Regions from separate parts of the Mus musculus genome. Here region 1 is linked to region 2. A link is a loop called in an ENCODE intact Hi-C map of the cell type or tissue named here. Cell type or tissue: heart. All regions are shown on one strand. Each heading gives the region's core, and the rest is flanking DNA. Links, peaks and the distances in the headings are about the cores only. Region 1 overlaps Arhgap35 (Rho GTPase activating protein 35). Region 2 overlaps Ceacam9 (carcinoembryonic antigen-related cell adhesion molecule 9).

Region 1 (10,486 bases), core at 1,086-9,085, 220 kb after region 2:
ACTGCCACACGCTTTCCATGGGCCCCGGGTGGGTGTCTGGCTGAGGGAAGCCTCGGCGGGAGTGGGAGTGGGGGTGGGGGACAGGGGACAGTCCTAGGGCATCCCACGCTGGATACCGCAAAAGAGCTGGGCCCTGGGCGGCTCAGTCAGCACCAGGCCGAAGGGAGGAGAAGGCAGGGGGAGAGGGCACTTGATGGTTCCCACACAGGTGTGAGAGTGTGAGAGTCCTTGGTCCGTGGCTGCAGCATAGGAAGGCCTTCTGATGGGAGGTTAGAGGTGGCTTGTTAGGGGAAAGCCTATCCCATCGTTCAAGCACGGCGGGTCTTGATGAGCAGAGACAGTCTATGGTTTTAGAGCTTTATTGTAGAAAGGCAGGGAGAAGGAGAAAAGGTAGAAGGAAGGACAGAGAGGCTGGCCATAGCCACGTGGAGAGAGGGGAGAAGGGAGAGAGAGAGAAGGAGGGCTAGAGAGTAAGAAAGGTGAGGCCTAAAGAGAGCAAGGAAGGGCCAAGCAGCCCCTCTTATAGTTGGCTGGGCTATCTTGCTGTTGTCAGGTAACTGTGGGGGTGAAGTCTAGCCAGAATGCCAGAAGCTTGGGACTTTGTATGACTAGTCGATAGTCATAGAATTATGGAGTTGGAGGCTCTGTGGTGTCAGGCACCTGGCTCTGGGGACATGGCTCGATTTTCCGTCTCATGTAGAGTTCTGTACTGGGTCACCAGAGCAAGCCCCATTCAACCAAAATAGGCTGCCTTTCACAGTCCCACATAGACCAAGGGGTTTTAGTCACCCAGTGGCCTCTCCAGAGGCAGCAGTGAATGCTGACAAGTGTTGAAGTGCCTGGCTCTCAGAAGTGCCTGTTGTCTGGGACGTGCAGTCTCTCCCCCACAACCTCTATCCCCTCGAATCCTCAGTACCTTTCTGCTAACTAACTAGCACTGCTAACTAAACTAGATCATGGTCTTCAAAAGGGATATTGTTTCTTTGACAGCAGAACCCATCTCAGTTTTCACAGTGTTGTCGCAGTGCTAGATTAGATGTGTACTCATGATGGCAGTGGACTTCTTTCCTTGGCAGCTGGAAAATGGACTCTACAGTTAGCTCCAAGGAAAGCCTTTCTATGTGGAAAAATGGAAATTATCCTGGGGTTTTGTTTTAATATTTACTTTTTATATGTATGAGTGTTTTGGCTTGCATGTGTGTATGTGCCTAGTGCTCAAGGAATATGGTATCAGATTCCCCTGGAACAGAGTTAGTGACAGTCACCATGTGGAAGCTGGGAGCCAAACCCAAGTCCCTTATAAAAGCAGCAAATATTCTTAACTGTTTAGCCATTGCTTCAGCTCTTACATTATGTTTTTGTGATTTGATTTTTTTTTTAATGATTAGTTTTGAAAAAAATGCTTATGGTTAATTTTGTTCTTGTTTGGTTTGGGTTTGGGTTTCTGTCAGGGTCTTACTGTGTAGCCCTAGCTGACCTGGAACTCATTGTATAGACCAGATTGGCCTTGAGCTTACAGAGATCCACCTGTCTTCTGCTCCTTGAGTGTTGGGATTAAAGGTTTATTACATGGTGCCCAGCAAAATTTTTTAAATTTTTAATTAGCATGCTTCAGAAAAAGTAATAAAGAGGGGCTAGAGGGATGGCTTAGCAGTTAACACTAGAGGACTGCCGCAGACCCTCTGGGTCCCTGTGTCTGCGTGGAATGGGGTCTCTCGATGCGGGTGGGCAAAGCATGGATGAGCGACAAACAGACACACACAGGAGAATTCGTGTGAAATCTGAGTGTAATTTTTAAATCAAGCATCAGACTTTTTATGCAGAGGACAATAAGGAAGTTGGGTGACATATTCGCAAGGTACAATTGAGGTAACTGGAATCTTACATAAAACAGAGGAATGCAAACACAAAAGGTCTAACAGGAACCACCTGGGATAGAATTTATTGATAACAGCTGGGATCAACAAGGGCTCTACCCAAGATTCACTAATCTTAGAAGCCAGGGTCAAGGGCTTCGTGCCCTTGCCATAGTTCCTATTTTAGTCTCTTGTATAGTCCACCTTCCCCTTAGGCCATTGTAAATACGTGTGTATGGGTGTAACTCTGCTACAGTTTTAAGTATCTATTCTGGTTTCTCCTTTGGTCTGAAACTTCCTTCTTCCTTGGTGATGGTAAATTCCCGTGTAAGAGAGTGACTTAGCTTTTACAATCTTACTGAATTCCAAGCCCTTGATCTTGGTCAAGGACATTTCTAGGACTGTTGGAACACTGGTGAAAGGCTTTAGCCATGTCAAAATTCAATTTTAAAAAGCACTTATAATAGGATGATATTAAAAGAGAGCATGTGGGTCCATACACTAGACTAACTCGGGAATGGAGAATTAAGGGAACGCCAGGCTCCAGGAGGAGAAGTTCCTTAAAACTCTTTTGCCTCATGAGTGACTTTTAAGCCTTGTCCAGCTGACTTGACCGAAGAGCGTAACGGAGGACAACCTAGGTTCCGTTTCCATTTGCATAAACACATGTAGGGAAAATACCAATGCTTGTAAAATTAAAATCCATTTAAAAAGAAGCAAGTAATAAAGAGCGAGGCATGTGGTGTATGCCTTATTCCTAGCACTCAGGAGTCAAAGGTCAAGCAAGTCTCAATGAGTTGGAAACCAGACAAGACTACATATCAATATGTTGTCTCAAAACAAACAAAGAAATAATTTCAGTAATACAAGAAGTCAGGCTAGTGTAGTACTGAGATAACTGGATTTCTGTTTTGTTATGTTGTGTCTTTTGAGTAATAGTTTCTCTGTGTAGCCCTGGCTGTTTTGGAACTCACTGTGTAGACCAAGCTGGCCTCGAACTCAGAGATCTGCCTGATGGATGATCCTGAATGCTGGGATTAAAGGCATGTGCCACCACCACCTGGCAGTAATTGGATTTCTTGAGCCCAGGGATTCAAGGGCAACCTGGCAATAAGGCAAGACAAAGTATCAAAAAAAAAAAGTTGTTTGTTTGTTTTTTAACACTCTATCCATACAGTGTTGTTCTTAATTCACGGCTTTACTTTAAAAAAAAAAAAAAAAAGCTCATGCCATGTTCAGGATCCTTGATCCTTGATGTCCTGCAAATAGGAGTGGATCCTTACAGCAGGAACCCAAACTGGTGGCACCTGCCTTGGCTTTCAAATGAAACAGTACATCTGCAGAAGAAAAGGTAATGCCATCTGCATCATAAATCTGAAGGGGACCTGGAAGAAGCTCTGATGTGAGCATCATCTCTAAGAGCACTGGCCTCTTTGCTCCTAGGGCCTTGATTTACCAGATCTAAGCAGCCTTCAGAAAGCCTCATCTTCTGGTGGTTACAGATCCCAGGGCTAACTACCAACCCCTAATGTGTCTACCATCTTCCTTCCATTGCTCTGTGTGACACAGATTTTCCTCTGTGCTGTGGTGGACATTGCCATTCTAAGCAACAAGGGAGTTCAATCAGTGAGTCTAATGTGGTTGCTAGCCCAGGAAGTTCTGCACATGTATGGCACTACCTCCCATAAGCACCCATGGGACATCGTGCCTGATCTCTACCTTAAGTGATCCTGAAGAAACTGCAAAAGAAGAACAAGCACAGTGAAAAGGCTATAACCAGGGAGAAATGTCAGAGCGAATGGACCACACTGGCTCCTCAGCTCACTGCTGCTCAGTCAAAGGTGGCATACTGATCTGACACTGTACAGGTGCCTCTGTCTGTGCCTGTCCAGTAATTCCAGCCATTGAAGACTGGTCTGCAGCTCCTACGGCTCAGGCCAGTGAATGGGTTGGAGCCACCACTGAGCTGTTCTGCAAACACTTGAGCAAAAGAAAGGAAGATGGGTGGGAAGTAAATGTTTTCTTTTTAAAAAAGTAATGGGGGGGGGCAACATTTGTTAATATTCAAAGACCTCTTTAAAGTACAAAATGAGAAGCACTACAGAGGGAAATCAGCAGTATTAGTGAGAAATAGACCTAAGCTGGGGCTTGGGGTATTCTGTGGTAAAGCACTTGCTGGGCCAATTCCTCCCTAGCACTGCTATAACACAAAAGCTACTTAAGGCTTTCTACCTGTGAAAGACTGGGAGAGCCTAAACAAGGATGAAACTGTTTCTAGAGTCATTGTGTATGCTGGGATCTTTAGAAACATGGTGTGTGACGTGTGCTTTGGTTTTTATGTTACTGAAGATCAAACCAAGGCAGGTGGCCTACCATTGAACTGTACTGAGAGCTCAGTCAGCTCCTAAGGGCTGTGTTATAAAAACATGAACACACTGAATAATAGAGAAAAATGTCATGGGATGCTCCATATGTGCAAGAAGGGACAGTGTGTCAATTCTTCGTTTATTTGGGGTCAAGAAAAGCTTATTGAGTGTCCAGCAAGGGAATAGCTGAGGTGAGGCACACTGGGCCTTTCTTTCTGCTTTCTGTGCCTCTGGTACTGGAATGGAGATTCTGCTCATAGCCAGCAAGTGCTATATATAGCACTGAACCACATTTCTAGCCCTTTATCTTCCTTTTGATTTTTGTGTGTATTTGATTTTTACTTATTTTGTTGCTGGTAGAGGTAAATGTTACTTCTCCTTCCCTGGGTTCCAGAGATTAAGCTCAGGCTATCAACCTTGTCAGTGCCTTTGTCTGCTGAGCTGTCTCACCAAGCTCGTATTTGGTCTTCTGAGACATGGTCTCTCTCTGTCGCCCTTGTAAACCTGGGACTCATCGTGTTGCCCCAACTGGGCTTATTATGGCACCTGCTTCCTACCTTCTAGAATTACAGGTGTGCACCACCATGCCTGGCTTTTTATTTTTAATAGGAAAACACTCAGGCTGGAGAAACAGGTCAGAGGGCCTGAAATCAGGTAGCTCACAACTCCCTGGAACTCCAGCTTCAGGACGTCCTTTGCCCTTTTTGGTATGCTGTAGCCACTTCACTCATGTAGCATACATACACATATACAAAACCAAAATAAGTCTTTTGTTTTTTTTTTTTTTTTTTTTTTTTTAGAAAAGGGTAAAGGCTGGAGAGATGACTCAGCAGCTAAGAGCTCTTCCAGGCCGGGCGGTGGTGGCACAGGCCTTTAATCCTAGCACTTGGGAGGCAAATGGGGTCAGGCACATGGCAGATTTCTGAGTTCGAGGCCAGCCTGGTCTACAGAGTGAGTTCCAGAACAGCCAGGGCTACACAGAGAAACCCTGTCTCGAAAAACAAGGGAAAAAAAGCTCTTCCAGAGGACCCAGGTCGATTTTCCAGCACCATTGTCTGGCCTTCATTGGCACCAGGCCTTTTTTATTGTAATACTCAAGACTGTACATTAAAATGTGGTTAATATTGACAGGGTATAGTAATGCATGCCTTTAATTCTAGCACTCCAGAAATGGGGAGAAATAGATCTCTGAGTTTGAGGCCACCCTGGTCGTCTACATATCAAGTTCCAACATTGCTAAGCCAAATAAATGTTGTAGAGACTGGAAGATCAGATGTTCAAGGCCAGACTAAACTACATAATACCTTATCTTTGAAGTAAAGGAAGGTGGGACCCAGTAGTGTGGTACTTTTAAGTAAAAAGACAAGGAGCTGAAGCATCAAACAAAGTACTGTTAGCCCTGCTCTTCCCTCATGGTGGGAATCTTGTGGACTCTGCAAACAGCCCCTGTCCCCGTACACAGACCCTCACTCCTGCTCTCCAGCTCTGGGTCATAGGACCTGCTTATTCTTTGTCCACAGGACTAAGCACTGAAGGCATCTACCGGGTCAGTGGAAACAAGTCAGAAATGGAAAGTTTGCAAAGACAGTTTGATCAAGGTAAGTAAGGCACAGTCTGGCCATTAAACCTGAGCCGAGCCTGGGGGTACTAGCTCCACTGCTGTCTGCCACCATTATAGGTTTCCCTAGCCCTGTCTCACTTCTCTGGAAGAACCTGAACCCCTGACCTGAGAGGCATTTGAATTAATGATCAGGCCAGAGGTATCTACATCTCAAAATGGCCCTGTAGGAGAGAAAGTGGGGGAACATTTCCAGATACCTGAGACACTAAGCTGCAGCTCCCACTTCCAAGCTGAACTCTTGGGCTGCCCTGTTCCCATGTTAGTCTATGAGAGTCTCCAAGCTAGTGACTAGCTCTTAATGTGAGAAATGTCCACAATAGATGCCAGGCCATGTCACCAGTGTCAGGGCAGAACAGTGAAGTACTCTTAACTGTCATTAGCCAGAGAGTAGAGAAGCAGAGAGAACGGGGAGCAACTTCTGGAGCAGCCAACACCTGCTGTCATGGGCCAGCTGACAGTGCCACCTTGTAATCATGAGCCACTGTTGAAACGTCAAGAATATGTCCTGGTAAAACACATCTTCCTTATGCACATGTCAGATAATACACTTACTAAGCCAAGATGTCACCAGGTAGAATTATCTTAGAATTATCTGACAGGTACCTATAAAAATCTGAATTGCTGGTAATCCAGAGAGGAGTACTTCATGCCCATCTGTAGACAAGTCTTACAGAATCAATCATGCAGTGAGGCCTAGAGAAAGAAGAAAAATGAGAAGGGTCAGTGGAGCGGTGGGATGAAAGAAAATGAGGGATTCTTCCTCCTTCCATCAGGATTGGATGAAGATATGACTATGGTTGGCAGGAACAGAAGTAAGGAAATAGCTGAAGCTCATCAGATCTGAGTTGAAGGGCAGGTCCCCAGTCATTCTTCTCCTTCCCACAGGCCAGAGGTGACCTGTCAGGCCATGTGTGTGAACCCAGGTTGCCAGCTCTTCTACACTCCATGCTAATCCCAAGCCCCTGCCCTGGGCAACATATATAAGCCTTTTTCTAGGAGCTTTCTTGTGGCTTCTGCTAACTTAGATGGGTCTGGCCTCACTTGGTTGGCTTTCTTTCAGACCACAATCTGGACCTGGCAGAGAAAGACTTCACTGTGAACACTGTGGCAGGGGCCATGAAGAGTTTTTTCTCAGAGCTACCAGACCCCCTGGTACCATACAGCATGCAGATTGACTTGGTGGAAGCTCACAGTAAGTACAGACAGCCTAAGAGAGGCTCCAGGTGGCCTTGCCCTTTTTTTTTTTTTTTTTTAATTAGATTTTTTTTTTAACTTACATTTCAAATGGTATCCCCTCCCCACCACCACCACCAATCCACCCACTCCTGCTTCCTGGCCCTGGCATTCCCCTTCACTGGGGCATAGAGCCTTCACAGGACCAAGGGCCTCTCTCCTCCCATTGATGACCAACAAGGCCATCCTCTGCTACATATGCAGCTGGAGCCATGAGTCTTAACATGTGTACTCTTTGGTTGGTAGTTTAGTCCCTGGGAGCTCTGGGGTTACTGGTTAGTTCATATTGTTGTTCTCCTATGGGGCTGCAAACCCCTTCAGCTCCTTGAGTCCTTTCTCCAGCTCCTCCATTGGGGACCCTGTGCTCAGTCCAATGGATGGCTGAGAGCATTCACCTCTGTATTTGTCAGGCACTGGCAGAACCCCTCAAGAAACAGCTATAACCAGCAAGCACTTGTTGGCATCCACAATAGTGTCTGGGTTTGGTGACTGTGTATGGGATGGATCCCCAGGTGGGGCAGTCTCTGGATGGTCATACCTTTAGTCTCTGCTCCGCACTTTGTCTCTATAATTCCTTCCATGGGTAATTTGTTTCCCCTTTTAGAAGGAAAGAAGTAGCCACACTTTGCTGTTCCTTCTTCTTGAGTTTCATGTGGTTTGTGAATTGTATCTTGGGTATTCCGAGCTTTTGGGCTAATATTGACTTATCAGTGAGTGAATACCATGTGTGTTCTTTGTGATTGGGTTACCTCATTCAGGATGATATTTTCTAGTTCCATCCATTTACCTGAGAATTTCATTAAGTCATTGGGTTCTTTTTGTTTTTGTTTTTGATGTTGTTTTGTTTTTCGAGACAGGGTTTCTCTGTATAGCCCTGGCTGTCCTGGAACTCACTTTGTAGACCATGCTGGCCTCAAACTCAGAAATCCGCCTGCCTCTGCCTTCCAAGTACTGGGATTAAAGGCGTTCGCCACCACCACCCGGCTAAGTCATTGTTTTTAATAGTTGTGTAATACTCCATTGTGTAAATGTACCACACTTTCTGTATCCATTTCTCTGTTGAAGGATATCTGGGTTCTTTCCAGCTTCTGACTATTATAAATAAGGCTGCTATGTACATAGTGCAGCATGTGTCCTTATTACATGTTGGAGCGCCTTCTGGGTATATGCCTAGGAGTGGTATTAGTGGATCCTCAGGTAGAACTCTGTCCAATTTTCTGAGAAACTGCCAAACTGATTTCCAGAGTGGTTGTACAAGCTTGCTGACACCTGAGTTTTTGATCTTAGCCATTCTGACTGGTGTGAGGTGGAATCTCAGGGTTGTTTTGATTTGCATTTCCCTGATGACTAAGGATATTGAACATTTTTTTAGGTGCTTCTCAGCCATTTGGTATTCCTCAGTCGAGAATTCTTTGTTTAGCTCTGTACCCCATTTTGTAATAGTTATTTGTTTCTCTCCAGTCTAACTTCTTGAGTTCTTTGTATATATTGGATATTAGCCCTCTATCGTATATAGGGTTGGTAAAGTTCTTTTCCCAATTGGTAAGTTGCCGTTTTGTCCTATTGACAGTGTCCTTTGCCTACAGAAGCTTTGCAATTTTATGAGGTCCCATTTATCAATTCTTTTTTTTTCTTTTATTTTGTTTTTTGTTTGTTTGTTTTGTTTTGTTTTGTTTTTTTCGAGGCAGGATTTCTCTGTATAGCCCTGGTTGTCCTGGAACTCACTCTATAGACCAGTTTGGCCTTGAAATCAGAAATCCACCTGCCTCTGCCTCCCCAAGTGCTGGGATTAAAGGCATGTGCCTGACCCCATTTGTCAATTCTTGAGGCAAGTGCAAAAGCTATTAGTATTGTGTTCAAGAAATTTTCCCCTGTGCCCATGTACTTGAGGCTCTTCCCCACTTTCTTTTCTCAGTTTTAGTGTCTCTGGTTTTATGTGGAGGTCCTTGATCCACTTGGACTTGAGCTTTGTGCAAGGAGATAAGAATGAATTGATTTACATTCTTCTACATGCTAACCACCAATTGAGCCAGCACCATTTGTTGACAATGCTGTCTTTTTTCCACTGGATGGTTTTAGCTCCTTTGTCAAAGGTCAAGTGACCATCGGTGTGTGGGTTTATTTCTGGGTCTTCAATTCTATTCCATTGATCTACCTGTCTGTCACTGTACCAGTACCATGCAGTTTTTATCACAATTGCTCTGTAGTGCAGCTTGAGGTCAGGGATGGTGATTTCCCCAGACCTTCTTTTGTTGTTAAGAATAGTTTTCCCTATTCTAGGTTTTTTTGTTATTCCAGATGAATTTGCAAATTGTTCTTTCTAACTCTGTGAAGAATTGAGTTGGAATTTTGATGGGGATTGTATTGTATCTGTAGATTGCTTTTGGCAAGATGGCCATTTTTACTATTTTCCTGCCAATTTATCTTACATTTTACTATTTTACATTTTCCTGCCAATCCATGAGCATGGGAGATCTTCTAATCTTCTGAGATCTTCTTCAATTTCTTTCTTCAGAGACTTGAAGTTCTTGTCATGCAGATCTTTCACTTGCCTAAAGTCACACCAGAGTATTTTATATTATTTGTGACTATTGTGAAGGGTGTTGTTTCCCTAATTTCCTTCTCAGCCTTTTTATCCTTTGTGTAGAGGAAGGCCACTGATTTGTTTGAGTTCATTTTATATCCAGTCACATTGCTGAAAATAATATTGTTGGTTGGGAGTCACTACAATATGAGGACCCGTATAAAGGGTCACACACAACATTAGGAAGATTGAGACCCACTCACTGCTCTAGGGTGACCATTGTGTGGGAGTTTTCCCATTGTCTGGCCTTAGGAGAATGTCATGTGCCTTGAAGGACCTGACCTCTTGAGGCTGCCCACCATAGGGCACGTATTCTATTATTTTTGCCAAAGGAAGCCTTGGCTCTTGTAAGGGAAAAAGGGGAAGACCCAGAAACAGCAATTCCTCTACAGCTACTGAAGGGGTTTTCGGACAGCCTGATCTACCTAGTTAGTTCCAGGACAGCCAGAACTACATTGTATAATCCTGTGTCAAAAAGAAAAAAGAAAAGGAAGAGTTCCCTTTCCAAGCATTAAGAAAGAGGTCAGATGGGCTGGAGAGATGGCTCAGCGGTTAAGAGCACTGACTGCTCTTCTGAAAGTCCTGAGTTCAAATCCCAACAACCACATGGTGGCTCACAACTATCCGTAATGAGATCTGACGCCCTCCTCTGGTGTCTCTGAAGACAGCTACAGCGTACTTACATGTAATAAATAAATAAATTATTTAAAAAAAAAAGAAAAGAAAAGAAAAGAAAGAGGTCAGACAAGAAAAGAGGTATGGTCCTGGAGCTCATCACTGCCTGACTCAAGCTTTACTCTCAAGGCTGTGTTGAGGTTATAGGCCA
Region 2 (10,486 bases), core at 1,055-9,054:
TTGGGGCTGGCTTACAGGTTCAGAGGTTCAGTCCATTATCATCAAGGTGGGAGCATGGCAGCATCCAGGCTAAGAGTTCTACGTCTTCATCCGAAGGCTGCTAGTGGAAGACTGACCTCCAGGCAACTGGGGTGAGAGTATTAAGCCTACACCCACAGTGACACACCTATTCCAACCAGGTCACACCTATTCCACCAAGGCCACACCTCCAGATGGTGCCACTCCCTGGTCAAGCATATACAAACCATCACACTGACCTAGAGATAGATCTGTTAGATTAAGAAATTCATAGCTGGCATTTAATAAAGCCAGCATTTTGAGATACGGCTTTCCCACATGGAGGGCTTTTCTATGTTCAGTTCCTGTATTATTCCTCCCAGGTTGCCCCACAAAGGCCCATTAGGGTCTTAATTCCTTGTGCCTCTCTGGTAGCTCCTTTTATGGTGAAGTTTCCACATGGCCAGTATTTAAGGTAACACCAATAGTTTTTTTTTTTTTTTTACTTCTGGCCCCATGTCCTGAGGCTGTCCTGACTGGGGACATCTCCAAAAGGAATCAGTCTGTCTTACCAGTGTGGCTGGTTCCACAGTCACATGATGAGGTCTGAGGTATGATCTGTGGCTGGCCTATGCCCAAGGAAGGGGGCAGTTAGCTCCAGGATGGGCGTCCAGGGATTAGAACTCCCCTGGGATGAGGTTGAGGAACTGGTTCAGACCTGTATCCGCAGGATCAGGAAGGACAGCAGAGAGAATTGGAGAAGCTGAGCTGTTGTCTCTATTCTGAGGTCATTTCCAGGTGGTCAGCGTCAGAAGCTGCTCTGGGCCAGCTTTCACGGTCCACTTCTGGCTCAGGTCCGAAGCAGCCTTGTCCATAGCTCGATTGTAGAGAGAATAACTGTGTCTGAATGGATGTGGCACCTGTCAATAAAAATCTGATGGCTTCTGACTTAGAAAGGAAATAGGAGGTGGGACATCTGGGAAGCAGAAAGGATTCTGGGATAGTGCCAAGTAAGGGAGATTCACCTGGGAAGATGTGACAAGACAGACACCTCATGGTATCTGAGCAGAGGTGACTGGCCACGTGGCAGAATGTAGATTAGAATAAATGGGTTATTTTATGAGGTAGTTAGAGCAGAGCCTAGCTATATGGCCAAGGTATTTGTAAATATACTTTGAATCTGAGTCTTATTTCCTGAGCACAGGACTGGGAGGAAGAACCAGGCCAAACTTCTACACTTGGTACCGTCAAATTTTTGTTCAGTGTCAGCTAAGTCTTTTTTTTTTTTTTTAAGATTTATTTATTTATTATATGTAAGTACACTGTAGTTGTCTTCAGATACACCAGAAGAGGGCATCAGATCTCATTACGGGTGGTTGTGAGCCACCATGTGGTTGCTGGGATTTGAACTTCGGACCTTCGGAAGAGCAGTCGGGTGCTCTTACCCACTGAGCCATCTCACCAGCCCCAGCTAAGTCTTTTAAGAACTACTGGAAGTTGGATGGTGGCGCACGCCTTTAATCCCATCACTCAGAACGCAGAGGCAGGCAGATCTCTGAGTTTGAGGCCAGCCTGGTCTACAGAGTTCCAGGGCATCTGGGCCTAAACAGAGAAGCCCCGTCTCAGCAAAACAAAAACAGAGAACCACTTAGGGCAGGTGTGTCCAGTAGAGGTCCCCTGAGTCCTTTGGAAGCAGTGGATGTGAGTGTCCAAACATGACTTCAAAAGTAAAGTAACTGCATTTATACAGCGTACCCTAAACAGTACAGGTGGTAGAATTTCTGGCCAGGGAAGTCTGTTTCGGGGTAGTGTTTGTCCAGTGCCATTTTAACAGTCTTATTCATGTTCACAACCACACTTAAAGATTGATGGGTGGTAGTGTGTGCACAAGTTCCAGGCTAATTCTTCATGCAGTAGGAAAGGCCCAGCCTGAAAAAGTGCACACCATAAGCCTCAAGTCTTGTTACCTCCTGCTGGGGTCAATGTCAGTAAAGACCACTTCTGGTGTTTAAATGGGTAGGAGTCCAGCTTGTGTGTTAGCATGAGGCTTTGAGTGATTGCTTGGGATCATTCTGAGCACACTGAGAATAGTCTTTGGGAGCTTGCTGGGCCAGCGTTGGCAGCCTTGAGACCACCACATATATATGCAACAATTCTTTTGTTGTTGCTGCTGTTTGCTTTTAAGACACCCCTGGCTGTTCTGAACTATAACTCTCTCTGAGTTGGCCTTCCAAGTGCTGGTGTGACAGGGCCCCAGACCTTAGCACACTGACTCCGTGGTGGAAGTACCAATCAGGTTGTAAAACTCAGCACAGACAGCACCACCTGCCAAAACGAAAACAAAGACCTAATCCATCAAAGTCCATAGTTCTGGGAAAGTCTCTAACTGTACTAACCTTGCCTTTTTAGCTTCTGTTGTTTTGCTTCTGGCTAACTGTTCTTGTTAACTGGAGGATGGCGACCTAGAACAGTTTTTATGCTTAAACGCTCACCCGGAGAACGGTTCAGTGGCTGACTGACTAGTAAACACTTCCTATTGGCTTATAGCCATGTCTGAGCAGTCTTTCCTGGTGAGTACCCCACAACACCAGGGTCAAAGGCATGTGCCACAACAACTGGCTTCTTTCAGTGGTTCTTGGAGGGCAGTGCCCCCCGCACCCCGGAAAGCTTTGTGAGAGTTTGCCAAGTGTGATGGTTTGTATATGCTTGGCCCAGGGAGTGGCACTATTTGGTGTAGCCTTGTGGGCGTAGGTGTGTCACTGTGGGAGTGGGCTGGAAGTGGTCATCTCTGGGATTATTATTTTCCTATCTGTGGTAGTCAGCCAGTCCTCCTGATTTTTAGTAGCCCCTTTATCACTTTTTTAAAGATTTATTTATTTATTTATTTATATGTAAGTACACTGTAGCTGTCTTCAGACACTCCAGAAGAGTGGCATCAGATTTTGTTATGGATGGTTGTGAGCCACCATGTGGTTGCTGGGATTTGAACTCGGGACCTTCGGAAGAGCAGTCGGCACTCTTAACCACTGAGCCATCTCGCCAGCCCTATCAGTTCTTTTTCATTTAAACTTGTGAATTATTTATTTATTGTATGTGTGGGTACGTGAACATGCCACAGTGTCCATGAGTAGGCCAGAAGAAAACCTTCCTCCAGCCTGTTATATGAAATAAATGCAGCGGTGGCAAGGGTCAGGGGGTACCTGGTAAGCCATGCCAAGGCACCCCTGAGAAATCACACCATGAGGCAGACCTGGTGTCAGGGATGGCTATTGTAGGGAAGGGAGGGGAGTGAGGACCTGGAGAAGGGGTAGAGGTAGAGAAGGGGGACAAAGGAGGGCAGAAAGAAAGACAGAGAGGCCAGCTGGGAATGTATGGGGACAGAGAGAGAGAATGGCGGGGGGGGGGGAGAGTAGAGAGAGGGAGAGAGAGAAGAGAAGAGGGACTGGGGTAGTGAGTAGTCCTCTAATACACTGCCAAGTCACCTGCACCTGGTGGTAGCAGCGGCGCAGGTAGTAATGGCGGCAGGTGATGACGTAACTGTTGCTAGGTCCCTGGGAGGAGTCTAGCAGAATTATCTGTAAGCCAACACAGTTGGTCTAGGGAATCAAACTCAGGTCATCAGGCCTGACAATGTGGACTTTACTCACTGAACCATCTCCCTGGCCCATGTCAGTTGTGTTTGTCATTCTTTTGTTTCTGGCCTATTGTGAGGGGAGTTCTGGACGGTAATGGGATAGGACTTTGTTTTTTTTGTTTTTTTTTTTTGTTTTGCTTTTGTTTTTGAGACAGGGTTTCTCTGTATAGCCCTGGATGTTCTGGAACTCACTTTGTAGACCAGGCAGGCCTCGAACTCAGAAATCTGCCTACCTCTGCCTCCCGAGTGCTGGGATTTAAGGCGTGCACCACCACCGCCCAGCTGGGATAGGACTTTGGAGCTGTGTCTTGGACTACCTTGGCTCTTGGTGTGAGTCTGTCAGTGTATCATTTCCATAGCTAGGGGGGCCCACACAGCTCCTAGGAACTGGAGGGTTTGGACTCTGGGTTTAGCTTCTTTGTTCCCTGAGGTAAGCAGCCCCCTTTCTTGATATATTGTTGTTTAGAGTCTCTTATTGTGAGGGGCTATTGTCCTGTCATAGGTTTCAGCTCTGACCAGTAAAAGATTCCACATCTGAACTGGGGAGCTGAACTTTGTTGGGTGTTAGGAGACAATCTCTACTACAACTTCTACACAATCATGGAGGGGCTCTTCCTCCTCTTCTGGCAAGTATGTGGCTGAATAACATAGCTGCCACTTTGGATGAAGGAAAGGCCCGATATTCCCTTAGAGAACACACTGGAATGGGCTTGTATCTGGAATGCATCCCGCAGAGGTTGGCAGGGCTGGGCTGTGGCTGAGGCTGGTGAGCGTTGCGTAGCTCACTACTTTCAGAAGATGGGATGAGATGGTCTTGCAGCCATCTTGGTTCCCTGTGATGCTGACAGTTGGAACAGTAGGGAGGCAGCATCATGTGAAAAGTTCCATCCCCTGGGGATGCCAGTGTGGGTGCTTCCTTGGTGTCTTCAGGCTTAGCAATCTTTGCACAACTGTGTGGGTTTGTATTAGGACTGTGCAGACCTTGTGACAAGAGTTCTGTAACCAGGAGCTGGGGGAGGTTATATGTTCCACTCCTTGTAGTGCATAGAGTGGGGTAGAAGGTGCCTGCTTTGCCAGCCTCCTCACCATGATTTAACCATGCTCGGTCACTGTAGTCTCCCCTCCCCCAGTCTGAAACCTGATTGTTCAGGGGTGGAGCTTCCTGCTCAATCATTCTGCCACTCCCACTGCTGGAGCCTGTCGCTTTCCTGTTCCGAAGCCATCACGTGGTCACCCTGCTACTGGACTCCGAGATTATTTGGTGGGAATCGGGCCCCCTTCCCCTGCTTCATAACTGCGTGTGGAACAGTAAAATTGAGCTTTGATCAGAATGCCTGTCTTAGCTGCATCATTTTCTCTCGTCGCCTAGCCCTTCTTCTCTTCCAGGTTTCCAAAATGCCTGTCCAGGCTAGAACCCAGGCTGTGATCTGCTGGCCAGACACAACAGGTCACCTCTGCTGGTCACCTCCTATTAATGGAATCAGATTCTGTAGCTGCAGGTGTATGGAGAAGGCAAGTGTGCTCACATTCATCCACCATTCATTCATTCATTCATTCATTCGTTCATTCAGAAGTTATAGACTCCCGTTTTAAATTCCCAGTCTGTCTATTTCTCCAGAGATCAGTACCAGTACCTCCTTGGTCCTCATAGGGGCTTTGGATGCAGTCCTCTGGGGTGAAGAGCCAGGCTGCACTGGCTCTTCCTGCCTGTCTCCCCTGGGAGGGGGCGAGTCCTTACCCGATCTGGACTCAGAGACTCTGATCCTGGGTGTCATAGGCATTTTGGCCGCTAGAAAGGGGTCCTGGAATCCCATCGGATATGTGGGTATGCGTTCCTCCTGGCTCCAGAGACCTTTGGTTGTCTGAGAGGCCCTGGAGAGGCAGTCATTCTTGATCAACTGGGGTCATGGTGAAGGACATCCTGTTAGGGCCTCCAGAAATGTTGTGGGAATCTTTCTGGAAAAAGCCACTCCAACACCAACAAGAGTGGATGAGAAGTGGTGTCACTGGTGGACCAAAGCCAGGATGGCTCCTGAAAGGTTTCCACCCCCAGACCATGTTTGTATTCTCATGTTATACTCCAAAGCCACAAGGTGGCGCGAGTGAGGTTTTTACAGAAGCCCCTTGGGAAGTCAGCGGTTGTTAAGGGCACGGATCCTTTGTTTAGACATTCTTTCCAGGTAGCAAGTGAAGTCATGCTTGGTAAACAGACAGTACGGGCAATGACTGTATCAGTCAACGGATCCTTCCTGCCTTATCATACTTCACCTTCACATTTGTGTTTGTCGCTGCATCATTCCCACTGCCTAGAAACTGGAACAAGCCTGGTGTCCCTTAGGGGATGACTGACTATGAAAATGTGATATAAATAGACTGTGAAGAGAGAGGAAAGCCAAATTTAGAGAGACAAACACTGAGTGTTTCCTCTCCTATGCAGAACCTAAATTTAATTTAATTTTTTAAAATTTTTTTTAAAATTTAATTTTTTTATTTTTTAAATTTTGTTTTGAAACATCTTAAAATGTGATTGATTAATTGATTGATTGTGTGTGTGTGTGAGAGAGAGAGAGAGAGAGAGAGAGACTGATTTTTGGCATGGGATCTTGCCATGTTGATACTCACTATGTGACCAGACTAGCCTCTAACTTGCATTGATCCTCCTGCTTCAGCCTCCCAAATGTCAGAATTACAGCCATTCACTGAAACTCCTGGTTTAACATTTTGTTTATAGATACACACGTGCGCGCACACACACACACACACACACATAATCTCCCTGACAAAATAGGTATGGTGGTGAGTGCTTTTAATCCTTGCATGTGGAAAGATTGGGAGTTCAAAGTCATCCTTTGCTACTTATGAAGTTTGAGCTACATGAGACCTCAGATCAAGAACCCAAAAGGAGCCTGGTGGTGGTACATACCTTTAATCCCAGGATTTGGAAGGCAGAAGCAGGCACATCTCTCTGGGTTCAAAGCCAGCTTGTTCTACATAGTGAATTCCAGGATAGCCAAACCAGGCTGGCCTTGAAATCCGCCTGCCTCTGCCTCCCGAGTGCTGGGATTAAAGGCATGTGCCACCACGCCTGGCTGAGAAACCCTGTTTTACAAAACAAACAAACAGGGCTGGTGAGATGGCTCAGTGTGTAAGAACACTGACTGCTCTTCCAAAGGTCCTGAGTTCAAATCCCAGCAACCACATGGTGGCTCACAACCATCCGTAATGAGATCTGATGCTCTCTTCTGGGATGTCTGAAGACAGCTACAGTGTACTTACATATAATAAATAAAATCTTAACAAACAAACAAGAAGAAAGAAGATGACTCAGGGGTTAAAAAAGTCACACTACCTTTGAAAAGGACCCAAGTTCCATGTCCAGTCAGTCTTTGAGGTGGGTGGGGTGGGATCCAACACCTTTAGTCTTTGACATTCACATGCATATATCACATCTGATAAAGACGCTACTCTGTGCTTCCCACATAAGCTGGGCAGTGTCTGTGGTCTCCTGAACTCTGATTGATGCTTCGACAGCTAACATGGCCTTCCCGCTAAGTGTCCAAGTTGATGCATGCCCAGCATCACCACGCACGGACAAACACATGTCCTGAGTTTTCCGGACAGATCGTCCATGGAGCCTGTAAGATTAACCTGACAGGACCTGGTCAGCTAAGGGACACACTGTTGGTAGACTTTGTCTTAACTTTGGATAAGTGTTCTGAGAGAAGCTGGGTGTGGAGAGGATGGGTTCATCTTACAGTGTCCACACTCAAAAGTGGTTGATATGCTTGCATAGCAGAACATCCCCAAGCTCCATTGTACCCTTCTCCCTTGGATGGGGCACAGACCCCACTACAGTTAGTGCTTGCCAGCCTTGTTACACGGTGAGGATGCATGGGGAGATATTGGGTGTACAACCCGGCACACTGGAACCTCCTCTTCAGCAGGGCTGGTGAGTTACTCTTCATGCCTCATGTGGCAGGGAGATGGGTCCTCACCCTCTCAAGCAACAGAGGGGAAGTAGCAATCACTTTCCACTCATTGTGTCCCAAGCTGACATAGTATGGTGCTGTTGACAGGGACAGCTTTACTCAGGCCACCACCTCTTCAGTCCTCTTCCTCTTAGCAAAGCTAAAGGCTGAAAGGACACATCTCATGTCCTTTGGTATCTGTGCGGCTCTATCCTTGTGAGTCCCAGGGAGTTGCAGATAAATTTAAGACTAAAAATCAAATAGGCCGGGACTAGAGAGAAGTCTCAACAGTTAAGCAGATGTCTGGCTGCACTTCCAGAGTACCGGGGTTTAACTTTCAGCACCCTCATCTCAAGGCAGCTGACACCTGTCTGTAACTCCAGCTCCAGAGCTTCTGACACCTTCACACACACACACACAGACACACACAGACACACACACACACACACGCACACACACACAGACACACACACACAGACACACACACACACACAGACACACACACACACAGAGACACACACACACACATGCATGCACACACACACAGACACACACACACAGAGACACACTCACCCCCACCCCACCCCCACACAGACACACAGACAGACACACAGACATACCCACACACACATGCACACCCACACACACCCACACACAGGCACACACACACAGACACCCCCCCACAGACACAGACACACACACACACACACACACACACACAGGCGAAGCACCAATGAACATAAAATAAAAATAAAATTATATAAAAAAAAATCAAATAGACTGTCATCTAGTGGTTGACAGTAGGCAAGAATGTCCTTTAATGTCCTTTAATTTAACCAGGTGGCTTGAGAGAACAGAATCATGATTCGTATGATGCTAACAACAACAACAAAAAAGACAAATGCCATGTACACAGAGGCAGAAGCAGGCTGACAGCTATCAGGGCTGTAGGAAATGGAATACGCTTAGAAATGGTCTGGAGAGGTGTCTGGGCGGCAACGGTGTGAGGCATGACTGGGGCACGTGAGAGGAGAATGTGTCTGTCTCTATGCTAACACTGCACTGTTTTCAACAGGGGACTCAAAACATCCAGAAATTTGGGGACTCCTGGAATCAGCTCTCCATGGATCTGGAGGACTGGCCATATTCAACTCAGAACCTAAGCCCTTAGTTATAATCCCTTTGTAGTTTTGCTTACTGTGTTGATTGGTTTTGAGACTCGGTCTCTCTTTGTAACCCTGGCTGGTTCAAACTCATGATCCTGCTGACTGGAGTTTTACCCTGGGATGGCAGGGCTCCGTCACCACGCTGGCTGCCTGGGATGGCAGGGCTCCGTCACCACGCTGGCTGCCTTGGTTCTTCCCTAGAACTTTTCTTCATTTTTAGCATCATTAACAAAGAATTCCCTGCCCCCGTGACGCACGAAGAGAGAGGCCAGGTCACTCACTAGTCACAGACATTTGGAGCGGGAGACTCATCTTAGAGCTGTAGCCGTTGGAGACCTCGCACTGGTACTCCCCAGCATCCTCCCTCTTGGCTGGGTCTATGGTAAGTCTGCTGTTTTTCTGGGACAGAGTCATCCTGTCATTGAAATACAGGCCCTGGTGATTGAAGAGCCAGCGGATGGAGAGTCCAGGGTCTTCTGAGACACATGTGAGGGTCACAGAACCAGCTTCTGTTACCGCGGTGCTGTCTGCTTGGAGGGTAGGCTGTGCCACGGGCTCTGTGAAGGAACAGAGGAGGGACCGAATGATGGTGGCTCACCCTCAGATCTCAACCAGCCCTCTCAGGTCCACAGACACCTAGAATGGCCTCCAGGGTGGAGAAGTTGGGATCAAGGCTGTAGACAGATATGTACTGCTTCAGATCTGCCACCCATGGTCTATGTGGCCCTAATTTAGCCACTGTGTTTCCTGTGTTTCTGTTTTTATATAATAGAGCACTTGGCTGGGCAGTGGTGGTACATGCCTTTAATCCCAGCACCAGAGGCAGAGGGGATGCAGAGAGACAGAGGCAGGTGGCTCTCTGTGAGTTCCAGGCCAGCCTGGTCTATAGAGTGAGTTTTGGGATAGCTAGGGCTACATAGAGAAACCCTGTCTTGAAAAACCAAACAGTAACAATTGTTATTAATATTATAAAATATATAAAATAATTGTTATGACGATGTGATAATAATAATTGATGTGATGATGACAATGATGATAACACATGATAAATGATCATTACCATGTCTATAAAGTGATCTTAAATGTAAACAAGGACTCTTTACAGATGGGAGCTGCTCAAAATGTCAGAGTCTATTACTCAGCCTATGAGGGAGAGTTGACTGGGCTGGACCCCTGAGGACAAGCAGTTGCCAGGAGGACCTGTATCCTCATGAGACCCTCAGAACAGTTGGCTCACAGCATGGACACCTGTCCATCTGGGCTCTGCATGCTGAGACTCAGGAGAAGGCTGTGCCCAAGTGACCTAGTCTGACAGTGGTCCTCCAGACAGTGCCCAGGCTGGTTCCACCTGCTATGAGACAAATAAGCAATAAAACCTTGATCCCTGTCATCTCTCACAGGACGTGAAGGTCCCCAGGGTTCCCTGGACTAGATGTTCGTGCAGAGATCTGGAGTCAGGACTTCTTTGTGGCCACCTTACTGTGAGGACCCCATGACTTCCTCAACCAGACGTTGCCGGAATCCCGAGGGTTCATGGTGAAGCCCCAACACTCAGACTGTGTTACAGAGTGCGCCCTCTTCTCTGGGGGGTGGAGCCAGGGAAAGAACTCTGACCTATTGTAGGTTTTCCTCCTCGGTGTATGTCCTGCACTAAATGCTCAAATGCCAGCGAGGAGACCAGGAGATGTGTATAGCCGATGCCTGATGGTCCTATAAATAAA

The links. Peaks named below come from ENCODE experiments on the same cell type or tissue, not always from the same donor. Only the 100,000 strongest peaks of a DNase experiment are listed, where the experiment ranks them.
Region 1: it touches region 2 in a loop (2.6-fold over the local background); 2 of 42 quality-filtered maps call a loop at or near these places.

The regions. Positions count from the first base shown.
Region 1 is chr7:16,507,742-16,518,227 of GRCm38, reverse strand. It overlaps Arhgap35 (Rho GTPase activating protein 35), which reads left to right. Exons shown (of 7, transcript NM_172739.4): 4 at 5,743-5,820; 5 at 6,904-7,035. It also overlaps the pseudogene Gm17981. Among named protein-coding and RNA genes, the nearest start is that of Npas1, 36 kb to the right of the region's middle. In heart, for the core only: no CTCF peak of the experiment used is centred there; no DNase peak of the experiment used is centred there.
Region 2 is chr7:16,724,035-16,734,520 of GRCm38, reverse strand. It overlaps Ceacam9 (carcinoembryonic antigen-related cell adhesion molecule 9), which reads right to left. Exons shown (of 3, transcript NM_011927.4): 3 at 8,411-9,322. The coding sequence ends at 9,039. Among named protein-coding and RNA genes, the nearest start is that of Ceacam9, 7.3 kb to the right of the region's middle. In heart, for the core only: a CTCF peak has its summit at 5,712 (motif pointing right); DNase peaks (open chromatin) are centred at 4,810 and 5,610; H3K4me3 peaks cover 1,037 bases; H3K27ac peaks cover 1,690 bases.